Linked DNA regions of Mus musculus: region 1 is linked to region 2. A link is a loop called in an ENCODE intact Hi-C map of the cell type or tissue named here. Cell type or tissue: heart. All regions are shown on one strand. Links, peaks and the distances in the headings refer to the core of each region. The heading gives the core; the rest is flanking DNA. Region 1 holds the start of Dot1l (DOT1-like, histone H3 methyltransferase (S. cerevisiae)). Region 2 holds the start of Jsrp1 (junctional sarcoplasmic reticulum protein 1).

What was found. Hi-C counts contacts between places; a loop is a spot of excess contacts. Peaks named below come from ENCODE experiments on the same cell type or tissue, not always from the same donor. Only the 100,000 strongest peaks of a DNase experiment are listed, where the experiment ranks them.
Region 1: a loop joins it to region 2, with 5 times the contacts of the local background. A loop is called at or near these places in 13 of 42 quality-filtered maps.

Annotation. Positions count from the first base shown.
Region 1 is chr10:80,744,867-80,757,261 of GRCm38, reverse strand. It overlaps Dot1l (DOT1-like, histone H3 methyltransferase (S. cerevisiae)), which reads right to left and starts at 2,059. Exons shown (of 28, transcript NM_199322.2): 1 at 1,738-2,059. The coding sequence starts at 1,818. In heart, for the core only: CTCF peaks have their summits at 6,024 (motif pointing left) and 9,667 (motif pointing left); DNase peaks (open chromatin) are centred at 5,001, 5,611, 7,497, 9,631 and 1 weaker place; H3K4me3 peaks cover 1,289 bases; H3K27ac peaks cover 1,693 bases.
Region 2 is chr10:80,811,976-80,824,370 of GRCm38, reverse strand. It overlaps Jsrp1 (junctional sarcoplasmic reticulum protein 1), which reads left to right and starts at 10,873. Exons shown (of 7, transcript NM_028001.3): 1 at 10,873-10,908; 2 at 11,954-12,076; 3 at 12,267-12,304. The coding sequence starts at 11,959. In heart, for the core only: CTCF peaks have their summits at 6,195 (motif pointing right) and 9,362 (motif pointing left); no DNase peak of the experiment used is centred there; H3K27me3 peaks cover 294 bases.

The DNA of each region.
Region 1 (12,395 bases), core at 2,916-10,915, 67 kb after region 2:
GGCTCACTGCCCAAAGGATGCTGCCCAGCTAAAAGAAAAACTAGGGGCAGCCTCAAACCCTCAGACAGCGTGGGTGGGCAAGTCTCAGACACATTCTCCCGGGTGAACACTGCAGAGTTGCTGATCATTCCCTGGACTTTCTAGAAAAAGCTGCTAGCAGAGAACACAATGTGACAGCCAAGGAAGTGGGAGGCAAATGACAGAAGGACAGTGGAGGGGAGGCTGAGGTGGCTGAAGTAGGCTGCACCTCGACTGTGACCACAACTCACAGAACTGCCCTGCGAAGGGTGGCTAGTCAGAACAGCCAACTCTGAGAGGGAACGTACTAAAGAGTGTGCTCTTCCAGACAGCCTCACCAGACAACCTCCCGGACTTCCCAACCTCTCAGACTCCACCAACACCAGGGGACAACTTTTCCCATTTCCCACAGTCCTTCCAGTCGTGGTAAGAAGAGGGACAAGCCTCCCCAATTTCTCAGACTCTTTGTAGGCAGACCACCAACCAGGAACCCACACTATAGACCAGGTTGGTCAGGACTCCTCCTGCCTCTGCCAAGTGCCAGGATTAAAAGTGTGTGCCACCATGACCAGCATACACACAAACAGATATTTCAAAATTCCTATTACATTTGTGAGTGGCTGTGTCTGTGCACACAGTGAGGTCAGAGAACTTGTGGAAGTTGGTACTCTCCCTTCTGCCCATGTCCCAAACATGGAACTCAGATTATAAGACTGTTGCTGAGCCATCTTGCTGACCTCAGGAGAGTTGAGTGGACACTTGTGGGAATGTTCAAGGACACACAGGGCTGCCTAATTCGAAGAGGCAGAGGACAGGTGCAAGGGCATCCCAGGACACACATGTTCCCTGGGACCCCAGTGAGGATGTGAACTCAGCAGCACCAGGGAACCCCACTGCTGTATCTTCTACTCAAAGCATACAAAGGGCCACAAGGGGACAGTACACTGACCTCCGCAGGCCCTCCTGGACTTCAGAACCCACTTGCCTCTGGCACTTCCACTTTAAGGGATAACACCTCCAGCTTTGCAGAGTCGCACCAGCTCTACCCACCAGCATGAGAGGACAACCTCCAGACTCCCTAAGTCCCCTCTAGCCATGCCACCAACATTAAGAAACAACTGCTCCAGCATTCCAATGTACCTCCAGGCCAATCCACCAACGTCAAACGACACATGAGGTACAAATTGAGATGACAACCTCTCTAACTTCTCAGGTTCTTTCAGCCGGGCACCCTGACATGAAGAAACAACTATTCGGAGCCCTCCTACCACTCCACGAACGTGGGGGGACAACCCAAACCCAAGGGCCAACCTCCCCCTGACTTCCTAGGGTTCTTTTTAGCACCTGCCCATGAACATCAAAAGGTGACAACGAGAAAGGGCATAGAGGACAATAGGAGAAGGCATCAGGATAAGAAACAGATGACTGGAAGAGGGCACGTGAGGTGACAATTTGAGGTGACAACATGAGGGGTCGCCACGAAAGGCAAGGAATCCCCGACTTCTCAGTCTCTACACCCCTGCCCACAAGGTCGGTCCAGACTCAGGTCCTCAAAGGCTGGAGACGCGGGGCTCCGGGCCGGCGGCGGCGACAACGCGACCGGCCGCGTCAGGGCAACGGCAGGCGCGGGCCGAGAACGGCCAAGGACCCGCCGCCGCCGCCGCTGCCGCCGCGGAGCCCCACGACTCCTACCCCCGCGTTCTCCGCAAGTACACTCACGTAGACCGGCAGCGGCCACGGGTAGACGGCGGGCTCGGCGCCCACAGGCGACTTGAGCCTCAGCTCCAGCTTCTCGCCCATGTCGGCGCGCGCGGCCGCCGCACCATGCTAGGCGGGCGGTTGGGGGAGGGGCGGGGCCACCGGCGGGAAGCCGGGCGGGCGGACACGGGCGGACGCGGGGCGGACGGCTGAGGACAGACGGCCCGGCCTGTGCCTCGGCCGCCGCTCCCGTGTGGCCCCAGCTCCCCTCTTTGTAGGAGTCACAGAGCCGGGGCGTCTAGAGCCGCCGCCATCTTGGGCCGGCGTGAGGAGAAGGCACAATGAGCCGGGGGGTCGGGCGGAACCACTCGGCGAGCGCGCGCGGGGGAGGCCGGGAGCCAAGAGGCGGTGCGCGCCCAGAGCCTCCGCCCGCCGCGCCGCGCGCGCCACCCCTCGCACGCCACGCCCCCTTGGACTCGCCCTCCTCCGACCGACGCACGCACTTACGCACGCAGCGGCGCACGCACGTCCTCGGTTGCCCTCCGACGTCGCCGCCAGCCGGAAGCGGGGACCCGGGGAAACCCTGCGGAGGAAAGCGAGAGAGACCAGGCGGGGTCAAGTTCAAATCCCAGTTGCACAGGCTTGCTTCGCGTCCCTTCGCTTTGCTTTGCTTTTTTCTTTTCTTTCCATTTCCTGTTCTTTTTCTTTCTCTTCCCTTCCCGTCAATTTTCTTTTTCTGTTTTTCTGGCTTTTTCTTTCTTTCTTTTTTTTTTCATTTTTCAATTTTTCCCCTTCTTTAGCTTTTCTATTTTTTCACTTTTCTAGCCTATCTGCTTATTGTTTATTTACATGCTTTTTTTTTTTTTTTTTTTTTTGAGACAGGGTGTCCCTGGCTGTCCAGGAACTCATTCTGTTGACCAGTCTGACCTCGAATTTACCAAAATCCACCTGCCTCTGCCTCCTGAGAGCTGGGATTAAAGATGTGAGCAATAAGTTAATTAATAAATCATCAGTCAAATTGGACCCTATAGGTCGGAGGCTCTCAATTAAGAGTTCAAAGCAATGTTATTCTCTGACCTGCCCAGAACTTTACAGAGTCAGGAGCCAAACTTATTTCCTTCTTAGGCCATTCCAATCCTTCTAATACTTAAGTTCCCTCCCCCCAAAACCTTCTGAGAATAAGTTACCTTGAGGTGAGCTGTCACCAGCTCACCAGCCGCTTCTGGATAGCTGCTTCTTCTTCCTGACTACATGGGAGTGAATGTAATCTAGGGGAGATGGCTCCCACCCCTCATCCTAGCGCTTGCCAGCCCCCAAAAGAAGGATCCGGAGCTAGAAGCCATGCTGAGCTACCAAGTAAATTCCGGGCCAGCCTGGGCAACTCAGTGAGCCCTCGTTCCAAAACTAAATGACGTGGTAAAAGACTCTGTAGCTTGGTGTCTCAGTCAGGGCTTCTATTCCTGCACAAACATCAGGACCAAGAAGCAAGTTGGGGAGGAAAGGGTTTATTCACCTTACACTTCCACATTGCTGTTAATCACCAAAGGATGTCAGGACTGGAACTCAGGCAGGTCAGGAAGCAGGAGCTGATGCAGAGGCCATGGAGGGATGTTCTTTACTGGCTTGCTTCCCCTGGCTTGCTCAGCTTGCGCTCTCTCTCTCTCTCTCTCTCTCTCTCTCTTAAATACATTTTTTTCCCAAGACAGGGTTTCTCTGTGTAGCCCTGGCTGCAGCTTGCTCTCTTATAGAACCCAAGACTACCAGCCCAGGGATGGCACCACTCACAAGGGGACCTCCCCCCTTGATCACTAATTAAGAAAATGCCTTACATGGGCTGGTGAGATGGCTCAGTGGGTAAGAGCACCTTACTGCTCTTCCAAAGGTCCGAAGTTCAAATCCCAGCAACCACATGGTGGCTCACAACCATCCATAATGAGATCTGACTCCCTCTTCTGGGGTGTCTGAAGACAGCTACAGTGTACTTACATATAATAAAAATAAATTAAAAAAAAAAAAGAAAAAAGAAAATGCCTTACAGCTGGATCTCATGGAGGCATTTCCCCAGCTGAAGCTCCTTTCTCTGTCAAGTTGACACAAAACTAGCCAGTACACTTGGTATGATGTAAGCAGGTCAAGAAACTGAACTTGCCAGGTAACTCATGGGTTACACAGGGCTCTTGGGACACAGGCAGAGGCAGGTGGATAGCCTGGGCCTGAGCCGAGATTATCCTTCCTTGCAGAAGTCTGCATTGGCTCTTCCTAGATTGCTCTATTGTTTTTATTTGTTGGCTTCTATGTTTTTTTGTTTGTTTGTTTTTTGGTTTGGTTTTTCGAGACAGGGTGTGCCACCACACCCGGCGGCTTCTACGTTTGATTTTGTTATCTTGTTTTACTTTTTTTTTTTTTTTTTTTTTTGAGAGGAGATCATTGTGTAGCTTTGAAAGTTGATATGTGCAGGGCAGTGGTGGCATGCATCTTTAATCCCAGCACTTGGGAGGCAGAGGCAGGTGGATTTCTGAATTCGAGGCCAGCCTGCTCTACAGAGTGAGTTCCAGGACACCCAGGGCTATACAGAGAAACCCTGTCTGGAAAAAAATTTTAAAAAACAAAACAAAACAAAACAAAAGAAAGTTGATAAGTAGCCCAGGCTGGCCTTAAACTCACAGAGATCGGCCTGCCTCTGCCTCCCGAGTGGAGTGCTGAGATAAAGCCCTCTGGAGGCACCATGTCCATTCTGCTTCAGCTTTGGCTGGTTGTTGCTGGTGGTGTTCTTGGGACAGTCTTCTGTAGGCCAGAATGACCTTGAATGCCTTTTCTTTTTCTTTTCTTTTCTTTTCTTTTCTTTATTTCCTGCTTGATTAAGGAAATGAACTTGAGCAAATACTGTCCCACTAAGCTAGTCTAAGAGCAGACCTTGACCAGCAGCCCCCCAGCCTGCTGCTGCAGTGACAGACTGTGAACGTTCTTTATATCTGACCTACTTCCTCATGCCCTTTAGAGAGAAGGCCAATCCTGTTACTCACTCTAGGGGATTCCTACACAGAGCTCTCCTCCGTGCCTTGTAGCTATTACTTTCTCCTTGTGTTGTCCAGAGTGAGGCTCATCTTTCCCTACAAGACAATGTCCCAACTTCAGTGGTAGTGGAGAGAATTTCCCAGGTCTCTCATGCTTTCATTGCCAGAGCTAATAGGGCATAGCCTGGTGCCTCCTAGGAGCTAGGGCCAAGCACTTCCTTGCCAAACACGCCCCCAATCACTCACAGAGGATTCTAGGCGAGGCTCCACCCCTGACCACGCCCCCAGCCCACCCCTTTTCCTCCCCCACCCCCAGGAGGCAGGGCTTAACCCTAACCATGCCTCAACCCCTCATTGGAGGATTCTAGATAGAGTTCCAGCCCTGTCCACACTCCCAGCCCCTCCCTCACTGGGGGTTCTACACGGGAGTTTAAGATTTAGTGTCTATATATATTGCCCAGGAAAGTTTTAACTCATCGCCTTCCGGCACCCCAAGTGCTGGAATTTTAAGGATTATGTGCTGGGATATGGAGGGTTCCATGCGGGCACGAGGAGTCTGGGATGTGAGGGGTATGTATGCTCAGGACCTCAAGAAGACACCCCCACCCGTGCCCAGATATCCTTTTACCTTTTGTTACCAAACTCAGCTTAAAACCTAAAAGAAGCAAGAGAAAGCCTAGGTCCAGAGGGAGAGGGAAGTCCCCTCGCCCACACCGTGGCTCCAGAGGGAGCGGGAAGTCTCCCCACATCCCCAGCCTCTGTCTTAGAAGTTCCTCTGCAGCTTCCTGCACCTTCTTGGTTTCAAGGCGCTGGCCGGTTCTGCTAATTTTGGGCTGAGAGCCCACAGGATCCTGTGAGTCACATCTTAAAATAACCTCCGTTTCTATATGTGTGCGCACTCGGCTCTATTTCTGGAAGTCTGAGTAATAGCCGAGGAAGCCGGGGGTTTGCCATCGGCCACTCCCTCCCAGCCAGCACTGTGCCTGAACTCCAAAGTACTCTCAAGAGTGGGGAGTTTAAGTTCCAGACCAACACCAGATATGGGATAAGTGGGTGGAGAGCTGACCTGGAACGTGGGAAACCCTGAGCTGCATCGCCGGAACAACTCTCATAAACGGGGTGTGGTGAACTAGCCTCTCACCCACCACTGCACTGGGAGGTGGAGGCAGAGCAGTTAAGAGATGACTGAGAAGATCTATAAAGAGCACTTGCTGCTCTTCCAGAGTTGCTGAGTTCAATTCCCAGCAACCACATAGTGGCTCACAACCATCAACAAGGGTATCTGCTGCCCTCTTCTGTCGTGCAGGAGATAGAACACTCATATATATAATACATCTTTTTTCTTTTCTTTTCTTTTCTTTTCTTTTCTTTTCTTTTCTTTTCTTTTCTCTTCTCTTCTCTTCTCTTCTCTTCTCTTCTCTCCTCTTCTCTTCTCTTCTTTTCTTTCTTTCTTTTTTTTAAAAGAGGGACCTCATGTCCATGTCTAAGGTGGAGAGAGATGGAGATGCAGGACTTCAAGCTCAGACCTCCATACACATTGGACACATATACTTTCATAAACAAAGAAAAGGGCCAGAGGAATGGCTCAGTTGGTGAGGAGTTTGCCTTCAAAGACAAGAATCCTATTTTAGTTCTGGTGCCCACACACAAGTGTCAGGCCTAGGGTGGTGGCATGCCCTGGTGCCAGCCCTGGGGTGGTGGCCCCTGGAATTCAGGAACTGGAAAAGCACAGACAGGAGCCAGCCTAGTCTAATTAATGAGTTCCAGGCTAGGAGAAACTGGCTCAAAAGGAGTAGGCAGCAGTCCTGAAGAACACAGCCGAGGCTATCCTCTGGGGATCACAGCCTAGGCTATCCTCTGACTTCCATGCCCTACCCACCCATATATACACCTGCAGGCACACACAAACACAGACATACAGAGTAAATAAACTGTTTAAAGAACAGAAAATAGGCCAGGAGTGATGGCACACGCCTTTAATCCCAGCACTCTGGAGACAGGCAGGCTGATCTCTGTGAGTTCAAGGTCAGCCTAGTCTACAGAGCAAGCTCCAAGATTACCAGGGCTACACAGAGACTCTGTCTTGAAAAAAAAGTGTGTGTGTGTGTGTGTGTGTGTGTGTGTAGATGGCTCAGAAGTTAAGAGCACTGACTGCTCTTCCAGAGGTCCTCAGTTCAATTCCCAGAAACCACATGGTGGCTCACAACCATCTGTAATGGGATCTGATGCCCTCTTCTGGGGTGTCTGAAGACAGCTATAGTGTACTCACATATATAAAGTAAATAATTCTTTAAAAAACAAAACAAAATAAACAAACAAAAAACTAATGCCGGGCAGTGGTGGCACACACCTTTAATCCCAGCACTTGGGAAGCAGAGGCAGGCAGATTTCTGAGTTCAAAGCCAGCCTGGTCTACAGAGTGAGTTCCAGGACAGCCAGGGCTACACGGAGAAACCCTGTCTTGAGAAACAACAACAACAACAACAACAACAACAACAACAACAACAAAAACCCCAAAACAAAGAGCAAAACAAACAAACAAATAAACATACTAAAAATCCACCCTGAAATACCCTGAGCAAAGGTGCTGGGAGTGGAAGCAATATTTCATCCTGCAGGTGTAGCGCATCACCAAGAGAATTCAGGCCTGGAACCTGAAGGCAGGCAGGACCTTGGGCATAGGCAATGGAGGAGGACTGCAGAATGGCTTGCCCCCGTGGCCAGTTCACTCTACTGGACCTCGGCCAAGAAAATGGCCCAGGGATCAGTCTGGTTAGGGCCTTTACCCAGTCGATGCTCTATCTTCCAAGATGATTCTAGCTGTCTCAAGTTGATGTAACCTACTCAGAACAAAACCAACCAAGGCTACAGAGATGCTTTCGGCAGAGCTGCTGCTGGCATGCTGGAGTCTGATCAATGGCAATGCTGGCATGCTGAGACCCTGGCAATGGATAGGAGAGAACCAACTTCTGGGAAATGCCCACTGACCTCCACACGCACACAAGCAAGCATGCACACCATAAATAAATAAATAAATAAATGTAATGAAGAGTTGTTTTAAAGTATTTGTTTGCCAGGTGTGGTGGTGAACGCCTTTAATCCCAGCACTCGGGAGGCAGAGGCAGGCAGATTTCTGAGTTCGAGGCCAACTTGGTCTACAAAGTAAGTTCCAGGACAGCCAGGGCTATACTGTCCTGGAACTCACTACATAAATCAGGCTGGCCCTGAATTTACAGAGATCTGCTTCGGAGTGCTGGGATTAATGGCATGCAACACTCACTACACCTGATTTTTCTTTAATTTTTTTTTTAAATAATCAAATCCCAGAGAGCTAGGGACATGGCTCAGGTGGTAAAGTGGCCACCATGCAGGCTTGAGGGCCAGAGTTTTGATCTTCAGAACCCACAACAGGCCCAGAAATAGTGGCGCACACTTTTAATCGATCTCAGAGTTAAGGAGGCAGAGACAGGAGGATTCCTGGAATCCCTGGGGCCAGCCAGCCAGCCAAGTCTGACCCACGAGTTCAAGAGCTAGATGTGATGTGAGGAACCAGATCCAAGGTTGAACTCTGACCTTCACACATGGACACTTGTACACGTATGCACAGCAAATCTTGGGCTGTCGCTGAGAATCCTTAGGAAACAGGAATTAGCAAGTTCCTTGAGGGTGGGAGGGATGGATGCTTTCAGTGGCCAGACCAAAGGAATTTCAGCACCAAGGAGAGCTCCAGACGCTCTCTGTGGGAGGCTTCCTTCATTCTCACCCGCCCTCTTAAAGGGGCTCCTGGGCCAGGGAAACACCAGAGGACCTCAGGGGTTTTTTTTCTCCAGGGGCGAGAGGCATCAGGGACTTTTTAAATGGGAAGATGGTTACATTCAACCTGCTTTTTATTTTCTCTTTTCGATTTATTCATTTTATGTGCATGTGTGTTCTATCTGCATGTACATCTGTGTGTGTCTGGGGCCCATGGTGGTCAGAAGGACTTGGATCCCCTGGATCTGGAGTTATATATGGTTGTGAACCACCATGTGGGTACTGGGAATTGAATCTCTGTCCTCTGGAAAAGCTTCAAATGTTCGTAACTGCTGAGACATCTCTTCAGAGTGAGCCCTCCTCTAGGAATTCCTTTGTTTTTCTTGCTTTGAGACAGGGGCTCACTATGCTGCTCTGGCTGACCTGAAACTTGCTGAGTACCTCCCACCCACAGAGAAGCTCCTGTGAGGCCGTGGCTCCTGTGGCCCCTGCTAGCCAGTGTATCTCATCAGCTTGCACACCCCCTCACTCCCTCATTGCTCCTTCACAGGCTGAGCTGGTTTTGTTTGTTTTCTGCTTGAACTTGAACCCAGGACCTTGTCCATCCTGGACAAGCTTGAGTCTGAGTTTTGTCACCATTCCTGAGCCTCTCTGAACTCTTTGTTCCCATGTCTGCCTGCCTGCTTTTCTCAGAACTTTCTTCTTTCTCTAAATGTCTCCTTGATCTTTGCTCATTGCTAAAGTTGGAATACAGTAGATTATTAGTATGTTGTTGAGTGGGTGGATGGGTGGGTGGATGAGTGGGTGGTGAACGGGTGGGTGGTAGGGTGGGTGGATGGATAGATTGGGTACATAGATTTTATTTATTTATTTATTTAGTTTTTTTTGGGGGGGGGTCGAGACAGGGTTTCTTTGTGAAGCCCTGGCTATCCTGGAACTCACTTTGTAGACCAGGCTGGCCTCGAACTCAGAAACCCACCTGCCTCTGCCTCCTGAGTGCTGGGATTAAAGGCGTGTGCCACCACACCTGGCAGGGTACATAGATTTTTGATGGGGAGGTGGAAGGACTGCTTATGGATAAGTGAAGGTATTCCGTGTGATTAATAACACAGTCTTGAATCTCTGACCAGGTCCACCAGCTCAGGCTGCTGCACCTCTGTGCCTGGTAAGCACTGCCCTCTGCTGGCCACACTGAGGAATGTGCTATTTCCTGAAGTCCCAGTGCTGTGAGATTGGTCTGTTAAAAGCTCTTCTGCCTTCAAGTAACCCCAATGGCTTTGTTTGTTGTTTTGGTGTGTCAGGTAGCCCAGGCTGGCCTGAACTATTCCCCTGCCTCTTCATCGAGAACTGTTTAGAAACAGTTCTTTGGAGGCATGTCCAATCTTGTTAGAATATCAGTAGTCCAGTCCCTTATCGAAACACCAAATGTGAATCAGCAGCTGCAGCCCAGTCTTCTCGACCAGCATTACACAAGAACCAGCAAGGCCAGTTCAATCCAGAAGAAACTGTAAGGCTCCCCAACCGGCATGAGGCCACAGAAGCTGCAAGAAGCTGCAGGAACCGCATAAGAAATTCTTTGGCAGCCAGGCGTGGTGGTGCACGCCTTTAATTCCAGCACTTGGGAGGCAGAGGCAGGCAGATCTCTGAGTTCGAGGCCACCTGGTTTACAGAGTGAGTTCCAGGACAGCCAGAGCTATACAGAGAAACCCTGTCTCAAAAAACAAAAACAAAAACAAAAAACAAGGAAGAAAGAAAGAAAGAAAGAGAGAAAGAAAGAAAGAAAGAAAGAAAGAAAGAAAGAAAGAAATTAATTCTTTGGCAAGTTTCTCCTTGGTATCATCACAAGCAGGGCTCAACAACTCAATGTAAGGTGAACCAAGACATGTGTGTCATTAGCCAAGGATAGCAAGGCAGAGCAAAGCAAATCAATGCTTGAGCCCCACTGGCTGTGGGGTCATATTTATACTCCTTTATCATCCATTCTTTCATGTGTCTGCTATAGCAAAACATCCCCTCACCTGTGAGCCCCAGCAAACCATCATTTGACATAACTAACTTTCCACAGAAACCAGAAGTTTCTGCTTCCTTTGGGTGGAACCCAAGACTACTGACTGCTGGGCATACCCTCTGCATTCCACAGTGTGTCTCTATGTAGCTGAGGCTGACCTAAGTTATTATGTACCAGGCTGGCCTCAAATCCACTGAGACCCCTTGCCTCTGCCTCCCAGGGCAGATGACAGGCCCGGGTCATCATACCTGACTTAATTTAGTCTCATGTAGTTCAGGCTGGCCTTAAATTCACCTTGCAGCCCAAATAAAACCCAAGCTTCCGATCCTCCTGTCTGCATCTCTTCAGTGTGGATGGCAGGTTAACGTTTTCACCTGGCCTTTCTTATTTTGTCTGTTGTGTGTTGCAGTCTCTGATCTTCTTGCCTTGGCCTCCTGAGCCACCACACCCCCATGCTCACCTGACTGAGACACTGTCTCTTTGTTGAGCACTGTGCCCTGAAACTCAGTATGTCAATCAGGCTGGGACCTCAGTGGTCCTTTGCCTAGCTAAAATGTATAAAATACTACTTAAAATTTTTACCTTTTATTTATTTGTTTATTTATTTAATTTTCTGTGTGTAGGTGTTTTGCCGGCACGTATATCCACATCTCCGTGTTCTCCTGTTGGCTGTGGAAGCCAGAAGAGGGCTTGGATCCCCTGGAATTGCAGTCACACAGTTGTGAACCTCCACTGGGATCTGGAAATTGACTCTGGATCCTCGTGCCAAGTGCCATCAAGCACAGGGATTTTATGTGCACTATGGTGTGTAATTCCTCACGGAGGCCAGCAAAGGGAGTTTAATTTCCTGGAACTGGCGTTAATATGAGGCTGTGAGTCTACTGCTCTGGCTGGCATTGGTGATCAAACTTCACTCTTCTGCAAAAGCTGTCCTGTTTTTTTTTTTTAAAGGTTTATTTATTTATTATATGTAAGTACACTGTAGCTGTCTTCAGACATTCCAGAAGAAGGCGCCAGATCTCATTACAGATGGTTGTGAGCCACCATGTGGTTGTTGGGATTTGAACTCAGGTCCTTCAGAAGAGCAGTCAGTGCTCTTAACTGCTGAGCCATCTCTCCAGCCCCCTGTCCTGGTTCTTATAACCATTGTGGAGTTACTCCAGCCCCTATTGGTACTTATTTATTTATTTATTTATTTATTTATTTATTTATTTATTCAAGACAGGGTTTCTCTGTATAGCCCTGGCGGTCCTGGAACTCACTTTGTAGACCAGGCTGGCCTCGAACTCAGAAATCTGCCTGCCTCTGCCTCCCAAGTGCTGGGATTAAAGGCATGTACCATTACCGCCTGGCTGGTATTTACTTTTTAGATTTATTTATTATTTTATGTATGTGAGTACACTGTCCCTGTCTTCAGAAACACCAGAAGAGGGCATCAGATCCCACTACAGATGGTTGTGAGCCACCATGTGGTTGCTGGGAATTGAACTCAGGACCTCTGGAAGAGTAGATCTTAACTGCTGGGCCATCTCTCCAGCCCCTATTGATATTCATTCTTGTTATTTTTCATTTTCATGGCTGTTTAGGTGTACAGATATCTTGCCTGTGTATGTCTGTGGTGATTTGGATGAGAATGGCCCTCATATATGCCTATGTTTGAGTACCTGGCCCCTGCTTTCTGGGATTATTTGGGAAGGATTAGGAAGTGTAGCCTTGTTGGAGGAGGTCTGTCACACAGAGGAAGGGCTTTGAGGGTTCTCACAGCCTGCTGTGGTGGCGCACACCTTTAATCCCACTCAGGAGGCAGAGGCAGGTGGATCTCTGTGAATTTGAGGTCAGCGTGATCTACATAGTAAGTTCCAAGACAGCCAGGACTAAGCGACCTAGAGAGACCCTGTCTCAAA
Region 2 (12,395 bases), core at 2,776-10,775:
AGGGCTGGTGAGACGGCTGAGTGGGTAAAGGTGCTTTCAAACAAGGGTGGAAAGCAGACCTTGATTGCAGGAACCCAGAGAGTGGGAGGAGAGAACTGAGCCCTGACTGTTGCCCTCTGACCGCCACACTTGTGCACACAAACAACAAAAACATAAAATGTAACAAAATAAGAAACTCAACCAGAATCCCATCAGTTAGTTTAAGGTTTCTGTGTTGGTGTTGGGGGCAGGAACCTCTGCTGAAATTGGCAACAGAAAGTTGAGAAAAGAGGAAACATTTACCGGAAATAGGGCTGCTCTCCCTCTCCTCAGAATTTGTTTTCATAAGCACAGTGCCCCAGTTTGCAGGCACTCTCTCCTGCAGCAGGGAGTTTGGGTCCAAGCTCTCAAGATCCCCCAGCTTATGTGCTGCAGGGCTTGGAGCCCAGGGTTTGAGAACTCTAGAAGAGACTTTCATCCCAGCACACTCCACTTCACCTCACTGGGGATTATAGGTGGAGGCTCCACTGTTGTTGTAGATTTTTTTAATTAATTAATTAATTAATTAATTAATTTTTGGTTTTCCGAGACAGGGTTTCTCTGTATAGCCCTGGCTGTCCTGGAACTCACTCTGTAGACCAGGTTGGCCTCTACCTCAGAAATTCCTCTGCCTCTGCCTCATGAGTGCTGGGATTAAAGGTGTGGGCCACCACGCCTGGAGTAGATTTTTAAAAACTTACTTTTTTTTAAAATTAGGTATTTTCTTCATTTACATTTCAAATGCTATCCCAAAAGTCCATCAGACTCACCCCCCTAAAACTTACTTTTAATAAGGGTTCTTACATATTTTAACATCTCTTCTAGCATACCACCCACTAGAGGGAGTGGAAAAGAAAGGTTATTAGGACAAGGGAGGGAAGACCTGTTTAGAAATAGAAATAATTCTTTGCACACCTTTAATCCCAGCACATGGGAGGCAGAAGCAGGCTGATTTCTGAGTTCAAGGCCAGCCTGGTCTACAGAGTGAATTCTAGGATAACCAGGGCTACACAGAAAAGAAAAAAAAAAAGAAGAAGAAAAGAAAAGAAGGGCTGGTGAGATGGCTCAGCAGGTAAGAGCACTGACTGCTCTTCCAAAGGTCTCCAGTTCAAATCCCAGCAATCACATAGTGGCTCACAACCACCCATAATGAGATCTGCCACCCTCTTCTGGTGGGTCTAAAAACAGCTACAGTGTATTTATGTATAATAAATAAATAAATCAACCAGGCGGTGGTGGCGCAGGCCTTTAATCCCAGAATTTGGGAGTCAGAGGCAGGCGGATTTCTGAGTTCAAGGCCAGCCTGGTCTACAAAGTGAGTTCCAGGACAGCCAGGGCTACACAGAGAAACCCTGTCTTGAAAAGAAAGAAAGAAAAAAAGAAAGAGAGAGAGAGAGAGAGAGAGAAGGAAAGAAGGAAAGAAAGAAAGAAAGAGAGAGAGAGAGAGAGAAGGAAAGAAGGAAAGAAAGAAAGAAAGAAAGAAAGAAAGAAAGAAAGAAAGAAAAAGAAATAGTTCTTTGGAGAAAATCCCATCTGTGTTGTCAGGATATATAACCAGCGGTCCAGTTCAGTGGTGTCAGGATTACCAACAGGAATCAGTCGCAGTGGCATGACCCAGCAGAAAAAGTCAGGCCTTCGCTGAATCAGTACAAGTCAGCAGAAGCAACCAGGACCAGAGGGGACACCAGGAGAAGTTCTCTGCTGTGCCTTTCTCAACGAACTGAAGATCAGTGAAGACTTGAGACCAAAGAAGCGTTGCAAAGATAGCTATGCAAGCCTGCTGTCACTGTTGAGTCCTATTTATACTCTATCCAAACATTATGTGTCTTCCCATGGGTATTGTCTTACCATGTGAATCTGTCTTAGCAAAGCTCTATGTGAGTATGTATCAGCTGACATCACTGTGCCGCTCTGCCAATTGTCGAGAGTCTGCAGAAGCAGCAAGAAGCCCCTAGAACATCATCAGAAGTTTTTTGTTTGCTTGTTTTGTTTTTTCCGAAAGTCTGTCAGGATTTGAACTCAGGACTTCTGTAAGAGCAGTCAGTGCTCTTAACCTCTGAGCCATTTCTCTCCAGCCCTCCAGCCCTCAAGAAAACTATTCTTAAACAGAAAGGGAGATGGGGCTGGAGAGATGGCTCAGCGATTAAAAGTTCCAGCAACCACATGGTGGCTCACAACCATCTGTAATGGGATCTGATGCCCTCTTCTGGAGAGTCTGAAGACAGCAACAGTGTACTCATCTGCATAAGAAAAAAACCCCAATCTTTAAAAAAACATTAAAAAATAATATTTTCTCTAATATTAATAATCTATATAATAATGATTATTATAAGATCCATCATATGTTGAGTTCAAGGCCAGCCTGGTCTACAGAGTGAGTTGTTACAGGATGGCCAGGACTGCACAAAGAAACCCTGTTTCGAAAAACCGAAAAAAAGGAAAAAAAGGAAAAAAAATCATATGTTAAATAAATAGGTTATGTACAATGTAGTCAAATAATAGTCTAACATAACAATATTTAATTTTTATTAATATATAATAAATAATTTAATTTTTCTGTTAATATATAATAAACAAAACCCTTCAGTATTTTTGTTTGTTTTTTCGAGAAGACAGGGTTTCTCTGTGTAGCCCTGGCTGTCCTGGAACTGACTCTGTAGACCAGGCTGGCCTTGAACTCAGAAATCCAACTGCCTCTGCCTCCCGAGTGCTGGGATCAAAGGCGTGTGCCACCACGCCCAGCTCAGTTTTTATTAATATATAATAATTTAAACAAATGACTTTAAATTTTATTAATATATAATAAAGCAAAAACCTTAAATTTCTATTAATATATAATAATTTGAAAATTAATTTCAAATAATATATAACAATTAAGCAAAATAACCTACCACCTTAGATGATAACATCTCAAGCAGCCGAAAGCACCCACCCCAGCCGAAGGGACTGGGACGATGGTCTTTTTATATATATTTGGGGTTTTTTTTGTTGTTGTTGAATTGGGGCAAAGGATTTTTGTTTTGGGGCCCCAAGGAAAAAAAATAGTTAATCTGAGAAAAGCTAGTTGTAGCATTTCTTGTCCAGTCTTTATGTTTATCTAGTCTCTGTGTGATCAGTCATTAGGGCTAGCCCTTTTGAAGTTGATTAGCATGCTTATTTTAGAGAAATGAGTGACTGAGACAGCCTGTGAATCACTTGGGCTGTTTGCTTTGTGAAGACGTCTGTGTCTCAGGTGATAATAGGTTTTTCTTTTTCTTTTTTTTAATATTTTTTATTACATATTTTCCTATATTACATTTCCAATGCTATCCCAAAAGTCCCCCATACCCTCCCCCTCCCCACTTCCCTACCCACCCATTCCCATTTTTTTGGCCCTGGCGTTCCCCTGTACTGGGGCATATACAGTTTGCGTGTACAATGGGCCTCTCTTTCCAGTGATGGCCGACTAGGCCATCTTTTGATACATATGCAGCTAGAGTCAAGAGCTCCGGGGTACTGGTTAGTTCATAATGTTGTTCCACCTATAGGGTTGCAGATCCCTTTAGCTCCTTGGGTACTTTCTCTAGCTCCTCCATTGGGAGCCCTGTGATCCATCCAATAGCTGACTGTGAGCATCCACTTCTGTGTTTGCTAGGCCCCGGCATAGTCTCACAAGAGACAGCTACATCTGGGTCCTTTCGATAAAATTTTGCTAGTGTATGCAATGATAATAGGTTTTTCTTGGTCTGATTTAATTTTTATAAGTTTTTCTGGTAACTATTTTTTTTATTCTTTGTAGATACATAAACATAACCATGTCTCTATCTTAAAACTACTGTAGGTTTCTATTTTAATGCCAACACATCTTCATAGTATATTGGCTGGCCTAGTTCAGTTTTTTTGAAAACCTAGTTGCTGTTCTAGTTTATCAACATTAAGAAAATTTGGAGTTAGCCGGGCATGGTGGTGTATGCCTTTAATCCCAGCACTTGGGAGGCAGAGGCAGGAGGATTTCTGAGTTCGAGGCCAGCCTGGTCTACAAAGTGAGTTCCAGGATAGCCAGGGCTATACAGAGAAACCCTGTCTCGAAAAACAAACAAACAAACAAAAAAAAAAAAAAAGAAGAAGAAAAGAAAAGAGAAAAGAAAAGAAAAGAAAATTTGGAGTTAACAACATATTCTTTAGTCTGTCCCTGGGGGGTTTACATGCCCCTAGCCCCTCACTGGGGGAGTCTAGGCAAGGGCTCTACCCCTGACCACGCCCCCAGCCCCCTCACTAGGAGAGTCTAAACAGGGCCACCCTGATCCTCATGGATTATCCCTGAATCTTCAGATGTTTTCCTATTTGAATAAGCACCTCAGGTAAACAGTTTTGCTTTGCCTTTTTAATTACTGCATACATCATCCATGCCACACCTGTGTGGAAGTCAGAGGAAAGCTCAGATGAGTAGGTTCAGAGCTTTTTGCAGATGGGTCTTGAGGATTGAACTCTGGTCTTCCGACTTAGTAGATAGCATCCCTACCCATTAAGCCATCTTTCCAGCCTGTATTTGAGGTTTTAAAATATGGTCTACTTTAGAGCCCACTCAGGCTTGAAACTGTCTTTCTGCCTCAGCATTCCAAAGGCTAGGACTGACCCAGGATCCAGCATGCCCCCTGGAATCCAGTCTGCAGACCTGCTGAGATGGGTCACTATGTCAGTGTGTCCACAGACTGGAACCAGGGCAGAAAGAGCAAGGGGCAGAAGCACAGGGGCTTGCTGCCAAGCCTGCTGACCTGGGACTCACATGGTAGAAGAAAAAACTGACGCCAAAATTGTCCTTTGACCCCTCTCAACCGCTCCCCCTGGATGTCTACAAACAAGCACACACAAAACAAACACATGTCATTTAAACAAACAAGTAAATTGAGATTAGGCATCGCAGCACAAGCTGAGACAGGAGGATTATTGTAAGTTGGAGTCCTGCCTGAACTACAGTGTGAGATTCTGTCTGAAAATACCTAAGAAAACGAGATACACAAAAAGGCAAGTCGAGGTAGCTCATGTGTTTAATCTATTTTTAAAGGGGACCCAGGCAGATCCCTGAGTTCCAGGCTGATAAGGTCTACAGAGTGAGTGGTGCTAGGCTTCAAAAACCAAACCAAAAAATAAAAAAGTAACAATTCTTAAGAGGGGGAAGGAAGGCTGAGCTCATGCCTGGACTGGCAAGAGGACTGAAGAGATTGTACCTCAAGGACTTGATCTGGCTCAGCAAGGCGGGCAGGAGGTGCAAAGGCTTGTTGCAACTGTCCCCACCCACCCCAGACTCTGCTCAGAGATAAAGCCTAGCCCAGCCTTTGCATGGGGAGAAGGCCTGAGTATCTCCACACAGGACAGAGGTAGTTTTGAGGAACCCAAAGGGAGCTGGCAGATCTTAAGTCATGGAGGTGTTTTCCAGTAAACGCTACTATCTCTACTCACAATATTTTATTTTGTATTGTTTTTCTCAGTCTATATAATGGGACAAAAAAGAGACAGAGAAGCGAGGAGGAGACAGAGGAGTGGGGTGGAGAGAGAGAAGGGGCGGGGGAGTGGAGGACCAATGGTTGCTTGTGTTTGTTCAGCCTTGGAGTTGTCCCTCCCTCACCAAACCCAGCCCCGTGAATCCCATCTTTCCAGTTTTCTTATATTTTGGTTAGCTTTTACTTATTTATTTATTTATTTATTTACTTATTTATTTGTAGCAGGCTGGCCTCGAACTCAGGCCCTGCTTCTCTGGGACTGGTCAGGATGCCCTCATCTGTGTTCCAACCACAATCATCCTATCCTAGAGGGGAGTGGATAGGATGCACCAGTCACAGGCAACAGTGCTGGCTCTGTTCTTAGTTGTTTCCAAACCCTTGCAGAGGACTCAAGCTTGGTTCCCAGCATCCACGTCAGCTGGTTCACAACCACGGGTAACTCCAGCTCCAGGGGATGCAATGGCTCCAAAAGCATCACCATCATCACTGTCATCGTCATCACCATCATCACTGTCATCGTCATCACCATCATCACTGTCATCGTCATCACCATCATCGTCGTCATCATCAACAGCCGCAACAGCAGCAACAACACCACCACACACACACAGTTTTAAAAAAAGGGTTTTTTTTAATACTTCTTTTTTTTTTAATTTATTATATGTAAGTACACTGTAGCTGTCTTCAGACTCACCAGAAGAGGGCACCAGATCTCCTTACGGATGATTGTGAAGCACCATGTGGTTGCTGGGAATTGAACTCAGGACCTTCGGAAGAGCAGTCAGTGCTCTTAACTGCTGAGCCATCTCACCAGCCCCCTAACAAAAAGTTTTAACTTAAAAATATTAAAAGCATCCAGGTGTGGCAAATATTTTTAATACCAGCAATCCGAGGCAGAGGCAAGAGAATTTTTGTGTTTAAGGCCAGCCTGGGCTACAGAGTGAATTCCTGGACAGCCAGGGCTACACAGAGAAACCCTGTCTCAGAAAAACCAAAACCAAAAAACAATCTTGTGGGTGCCATGTGACACCCGAGTATTTTCTTCAGGGAACCTGCGGCCCAAGACCTCGACAAAAACATTAAGGACCCAGGGCTGGTTGTGGTCGTGTACACCTGTCATTTGTCCTCTTGGGAGGTGGAAGCAGAAGAGTCAGGAGTTCAAGGCTATCCTCAGCTACATAGTGAGCTACATGAGACCTGCCTGTGCTACAGGAGACCCTGTCTCAAAACAAATGCTGAAGCCGGGCATGGTAGTGCAAACCTTTAATCCCTTTAATCCCAGCACTCCCAGCCAGGGCTATACAGAGAAACCCTGTCTCAAAAACAAAACAAAACAAAACAAAACAACAAACAAACAAACAAAAAGAAAAACAGAAAAAAAAACACACAAAAAACAAATGCTGGCTATGAGGTGAATGCCTGTCATCTGGCTTGAGAGGCAAACATTGCAGGTTCAAGGCCAGCCTGATTCCAGGCCATCCAGAGTTATGGAGTAAGACTCTGTCATCTAGCTGGCTGGTAGCCAAGCATCTGTACCCAGGAAGCTCAGTGACCTGAGGTGGGTGGGTCCCTGGAATTCACAGGCTGCAAGGATAAGCCAGGGAACTAGAGCCTACAAGCCATCCTCTGACCTCCACAGATACTCTATAGCATGGGCACGTACACATGAAGTTACACTAAATAAATAAACGTTAAGGAAACTGTCTGGTAACAGGAGGTGGCCACTTCAGTCTCTATATCCCCTCTGGTAGGAATCTCAGCTAGGGTCACCCCCATAGACTTCCTGTAACCTCACCTGTCCCAGGCCTCTAGCTGGTCCCAGAGGTGTCTCCCCATCAATTTCCAACCCTCTTCCCCTCCCCCAACATCTGACCGCCTTCCCGTACCCCTCCTTGCCCCCTCCATCCTTCCATCCACCACTAATGTCTATTTTATTTCCCCTTCTGAGTGAACTTCATGCGTTCTCCCCCGGGCCCTCCTTTTTAGCTTCTTTGGGTCTGTACAGTGTAACATGGTTCCTGTATATAATGGCTAATATCCACTTATCAGTGACTACATACTATGCATGTGCTTTTGGGACTGGGTCACCTCACTCAGGATGATATTTTCTAGTTCCATTCATTTGCCTGCAGATTTCATGATGTCTTTCTTTATAATAGCTGAGTAATATTCTATTGTGTAAATGTACCACATTTTCTGTATCCATTCTTTGGTTGAGAGACATTTAGGTTGTTTCCAGTATCTGGCATCTTTTGGGTATAAGCCCAGGAGTGGAATAGCTGGGGCTTCAGGTAGAACTATTTCCAATTTTATGAGGAAGCACCAGAGATAAAGCCAACCAGCTATGTGAGACTTCAAGTAAGTGGTCACTAGCCACTTCCCCAATTAGGCAAGGGGTAGCAGGCTTAGAAGTATCCAACAGCTGGGCGTGGTGGTGCACGCCTTTAATCCCAGCACTTGGGAGGCAGAGGCAGGCAGATTTCTGAGTTCAAGGCCAGCCTGGTCTACAGAGTGAGTTCCAGGACAGCCAGGGCTATACAGAGAAACCCTGTCTCGAAAAAACAAAAACAAAAAACAAAAACAAACAAACAAACAAAAAAAGAAGTACCCAACCATTGAGTTAGCCAAGGCTTTTTAAAATTAACTGGCGTGTGTGTGTGTGTGTGTGTGTGTGTGTGTGTGTGTGTGTTTGTGTGTGTGTGTTTTCCATTCAGAGATCTGAGATAGCTCCTGAGCAGGTGCCTGTGAGATCTGTTGGGAGCGCAAAGTGGTGTAGCCAAAACCTCACCAATACAGTGGGGTCATATTTGTACTTATTCATCATGGGTCCTTTCATGTGTTTGCTACAGCAAAATGTCCTTTCACCTGTGTCTGCTTCAGAAAAATACTCCTTCCCATGTCTACTTTAGCAAGACGCTTTGTCTCCTGTGTGCCCCAGCAAAACATCATTTGACATAACTGACTTTCCAAAGTAGAAGTCGCCAGTCGGTGGTGGCACATGCCTTTAATGCCAGCACTTGGGAGGCAGAGGCAGGCAGATTTTTGAGTTCGAGGCCAGCCTGGTCTACAAAGTGAGTTCCAGGACAGCCAGGACTACACAGAGAAACCCTGTCTCAGGGTATGGGGATGTGTGGGGTGACACCTAGAGAGGGGCTCCCCCTTCTCAAGGAGAAAGGGAGGGAGAAATGGGGGTATGTTCTGTGTGAGGGGGCACTGGAAGAAGAGGGAGGCTGATATTGGGATGTAAAGTAAATAAATAAATTGTTAAAAAATGTAAAAAGGAAAACAATAAAATAAGAAATATAAAAAGTGGACTGGAGCCGGGCAGTGGTGGCACATGCCTTTAATCCCAGCACCTGGGAGGCAGAGGCAGGCAGATTTCTGTGTTCAAGGTCAGCCTGGTCTACAAAGTGAGTTCCAGGACAGCCAGGGCTAAACAGAGAAACCCTGTCTTGAAAAAAAACAAAAAACAAAACAAACAAACAAAAAAAAAAAAACAAAAAAGAAAGAAAGAAAGAAAAAAGAAAAACCAAAAATAAAATAAAATAAAATAAAATTGGACTGGAGAGTTGACTCAGCTGTTAAGAGCACTGACTGCTCTTCTTGAGGTCCTGAGTTCAAATCCCAGCAACCACATGGTGGCTCACAACCATCTGTAATGGGATCTGATGCCCTCTTCCAGTGTGTCTGAAGATAGCTGCAGTGTTCTTATTAATAATAAATTTTTAAAATTCCATTTTAAAGAAATAGAAAAAGTGGGCTGGAGAGGTGGCTCGATGGTTAAGAGCACTGACTGTTCTTCCCTGAGTTCAAATCCCAGCAACCACATGGTGGCTCACAACCATCTGTAATGAAATCTGACGCCCTCTTCTGGTGAGTCTGGAGACAGCTACAGTGAACTTAGATATAATAATAAATAATACTAAATAAATATTTTTTTTTGAAAAGGAATATAAAAAGCAACCCCGTTGCCATTGACAACAGTAACAATGGTCTCCAAATGGCTGCATTGGGTCGTGCTGTGCTTGTTCACTGATGAAGCAACTCCATGGGCCGATGATAACGTCGTGTATGAACTGTGCCAGCATGGACAGGTTCCTTAGTGCAGTGAGCTGTGGCAATGCAAAGTGCAGGCTCCCCAGCGCGCAGCCCTGTGCAGCAGCATTCTTCTGGCAAACATCCCTCAGGGAGTGAGCTCTTGGCCGCCTGAATCCCACTTTGCACACGTGGAAACAGAGGTTCTGAGAAGCCTTGAGAGATGAAGCCACAAACGTGTCACTACCTAAAATTTCCATGCTTCGGGAGGGGGTAGAATGGGGTGAGGGGTGGAGCTCCACCTAGAGTTCCCAGGGAGGGGTTGAGGTTACATAAAGTAACTCAAGTAGTATAAAGAGAAACCCCGAGTGGGCTGGAGAGATGGCTTAGCAGTGAAGAGCACTGACTACTCTTCTACTCTTCCAAAGGTCCTGAGTTCAATTCTCAGCAACCACATGGTGACTCACAACCTGTAATGAGATCTGATGCCCTCTTCTGGTGCCTTTGAAGTCAGTTACGTGTACCTATGTATAATAATAAATAAATCTTGAAAGAGAGAGAGAGAGAGAGAGAGAGAGAGAGAGAAAGAGAGAGAGAGAGAGAGAGAGAGAGAGAGAGAGAGAAAGAGAGAGAGAGAGAAAGAGAGAGAGAGAGAAAGAGAGAGAGAGAGAAAGAGAGAGAGAGAGAAAGAGAGAGAGAGAGAAAGAGAGAGAGAGAGAGAGAGAGAGAAAGAGAGAGAGAGAGAGAGAAAGAGAGAGAGAGAGAGAGAGAGAAAGAGAGAAAGAGAGAAAGAGAGAAAGAGAGAAAGAGAGAAAGAGAGAAAGAGAGAAAGAGAGAAAGAGAGAAAGAGAGAAAGAAAGAAAGAAAGAAAGAAAGAAAGAAAGAAAGAGGAAGACACAAGTAAATCTCTATGAGTTCAAGGCCAGCCTGGTCTACCTACAGAGAGCAAGTTCCAGGGAAGCAAAGACAAGACAAGAAAAGAAAGCATGAAGCACTGGCAAACAGTTGTGAGTGAACCTGGAACGCAGGGCAGGGACGAGCCTGCACAGAGCAGAAGCTTCAGATATGGCTGCTGGAGTCACAGTTGCCTAGGCCCCTGGACACCAGGGCAGCAGACAAGATCCCCTGATTCATTGCTGGAGGAGCAGGCTGTGTACTGAAGTAGGAGTGGGTCACCCCTCAGTCAGCTCTCTGCTCTGTAGCACTGTTGGGGTGGTGGCCACCCTGCCAGTGACTCTGTGGAAGTCCCTCCTCCTGGCTCCCTGGCTCTTTCCAATTGGTGTCCCCAGCTGTCTCTGGCCACCTGTTCCTGTCCATCCCAGGCCGCCCCTCCGTCCACTATCTTGTCTCTCAAGCCCAGCTCGGAGGCTGTCGGGTAAGAGGGGCTGTGGGGAGACCTGGGCAGAGGTGTGGGTCCCTGGTTCTTGGTGTGGGAACCTCTGATGCCCATAAGGGTCTCCAGTTCCTGTGACTGTCACCCCCTACACACACAGAGGTGGGGGCCAAACTCTTTCTGTCTCCTGTGTTTCAGCTCCCTTCCCCCATGTGGAAAACTCTTCCAGGTTCTATTTTCATTTCATTTTTTAAATTACATTTTAATTTTTTATTTTTTGGTGTACATGTAGGCACTAGATGCTAAGGTAAATGCTAAAATGCTAAGGTGCATGTGTGGTTGTCAGAAGACGACCTGAGGCGTCTTGTCTCCCCTTCCAGCGATGGAGTGTGAGTAAAGGGAATTGAAGGATTGAATTCAGACCATCAGACTGAGCTACAAGCTCCTTTCCCTGATGAGCCATCTTGCCAGCCCATCCTCTCCCTGATTTTAAAGTGTTTCTGTTTGGGCATGGAGGCACATTAAGAGTGACAGCCAGAAGCCATGGGGACATCCCCTTTTACCATAATAAGCTAGGTCTTGTGTTTGGCTTCGATTCAGCACAGCCTCTGGTCTCAATTTCTCCATGTGCCCTATGGGAAAGGGGGCAGGAAAGCTTGTCTTGCTCCACAGTTGCTACAGTGAGGGCCAGTTGGTCCAGGCTGCTGGGGCTTCAGCGGTGCTCCCCACCCTCAGGTCAGTGAGACAGTCAGTGCTAGGGGAGGATTGGGAGCAAAGGCCTGGGGAGGGGCTGGGCTGCTAGACTCACCCATCTTGCTGGCTTTAGACACTGGATAAAAATAGTTGATGGCCTCAGAGAACATGAGCCGGCCCTGGGAGGAGGGTTCCCGCGTGGGCCTCTGGATTTATTACTGTGTGACCTTGAGTGGGCCCTGAGTCTCTCTGAACCACAGTTTAGTCTTTTGCTGTGCTGCTAGATTCTGGAGTCCTGCAGTGGCTGGGCTCTGGGGGAGGGGTCTTGAGGAGGCTGTGCTGAGAGCATGTATAAAGACAGAGACCACATCCTCCCTCCCTCCCCATCTTCCAGTCTCTATGACTACCAGAGGCCTGGAGGACCTGGATGGGGGCCTGGGCAGCTGCCTCCCCAGTGATGACCTCCCATTTCTGGAGGAACCAGCCTCAGGCCGGCGGCCAGAGAGCAAGGCTCGAGGTACAGTGACTGAGGATCACCTGGCAGATCTGGATTGGAATCCATGATGACACATACTGTGTGTCTTTGGCAAACGTGTCTCTGAGCCTCATACCCCACACCCCTTGTCATCTGGAGTGGAGGCAGAGTTGGGGAGGAGACGGGACAGGATCCTTTACGGGTGGTGAATAGCCCACTGTTTTACTTACAGGGACATCCAGGCGGGCCGACTCCAGTGACTGGACCCATGTGAGTAGTTTCTCTCTTTCTCTCTCTCTCTCTTTCACTCTCTCTTTCTTCTTCCTTCTTTTTCTTCTTCTTGAGTTAGGGTCTCATATAG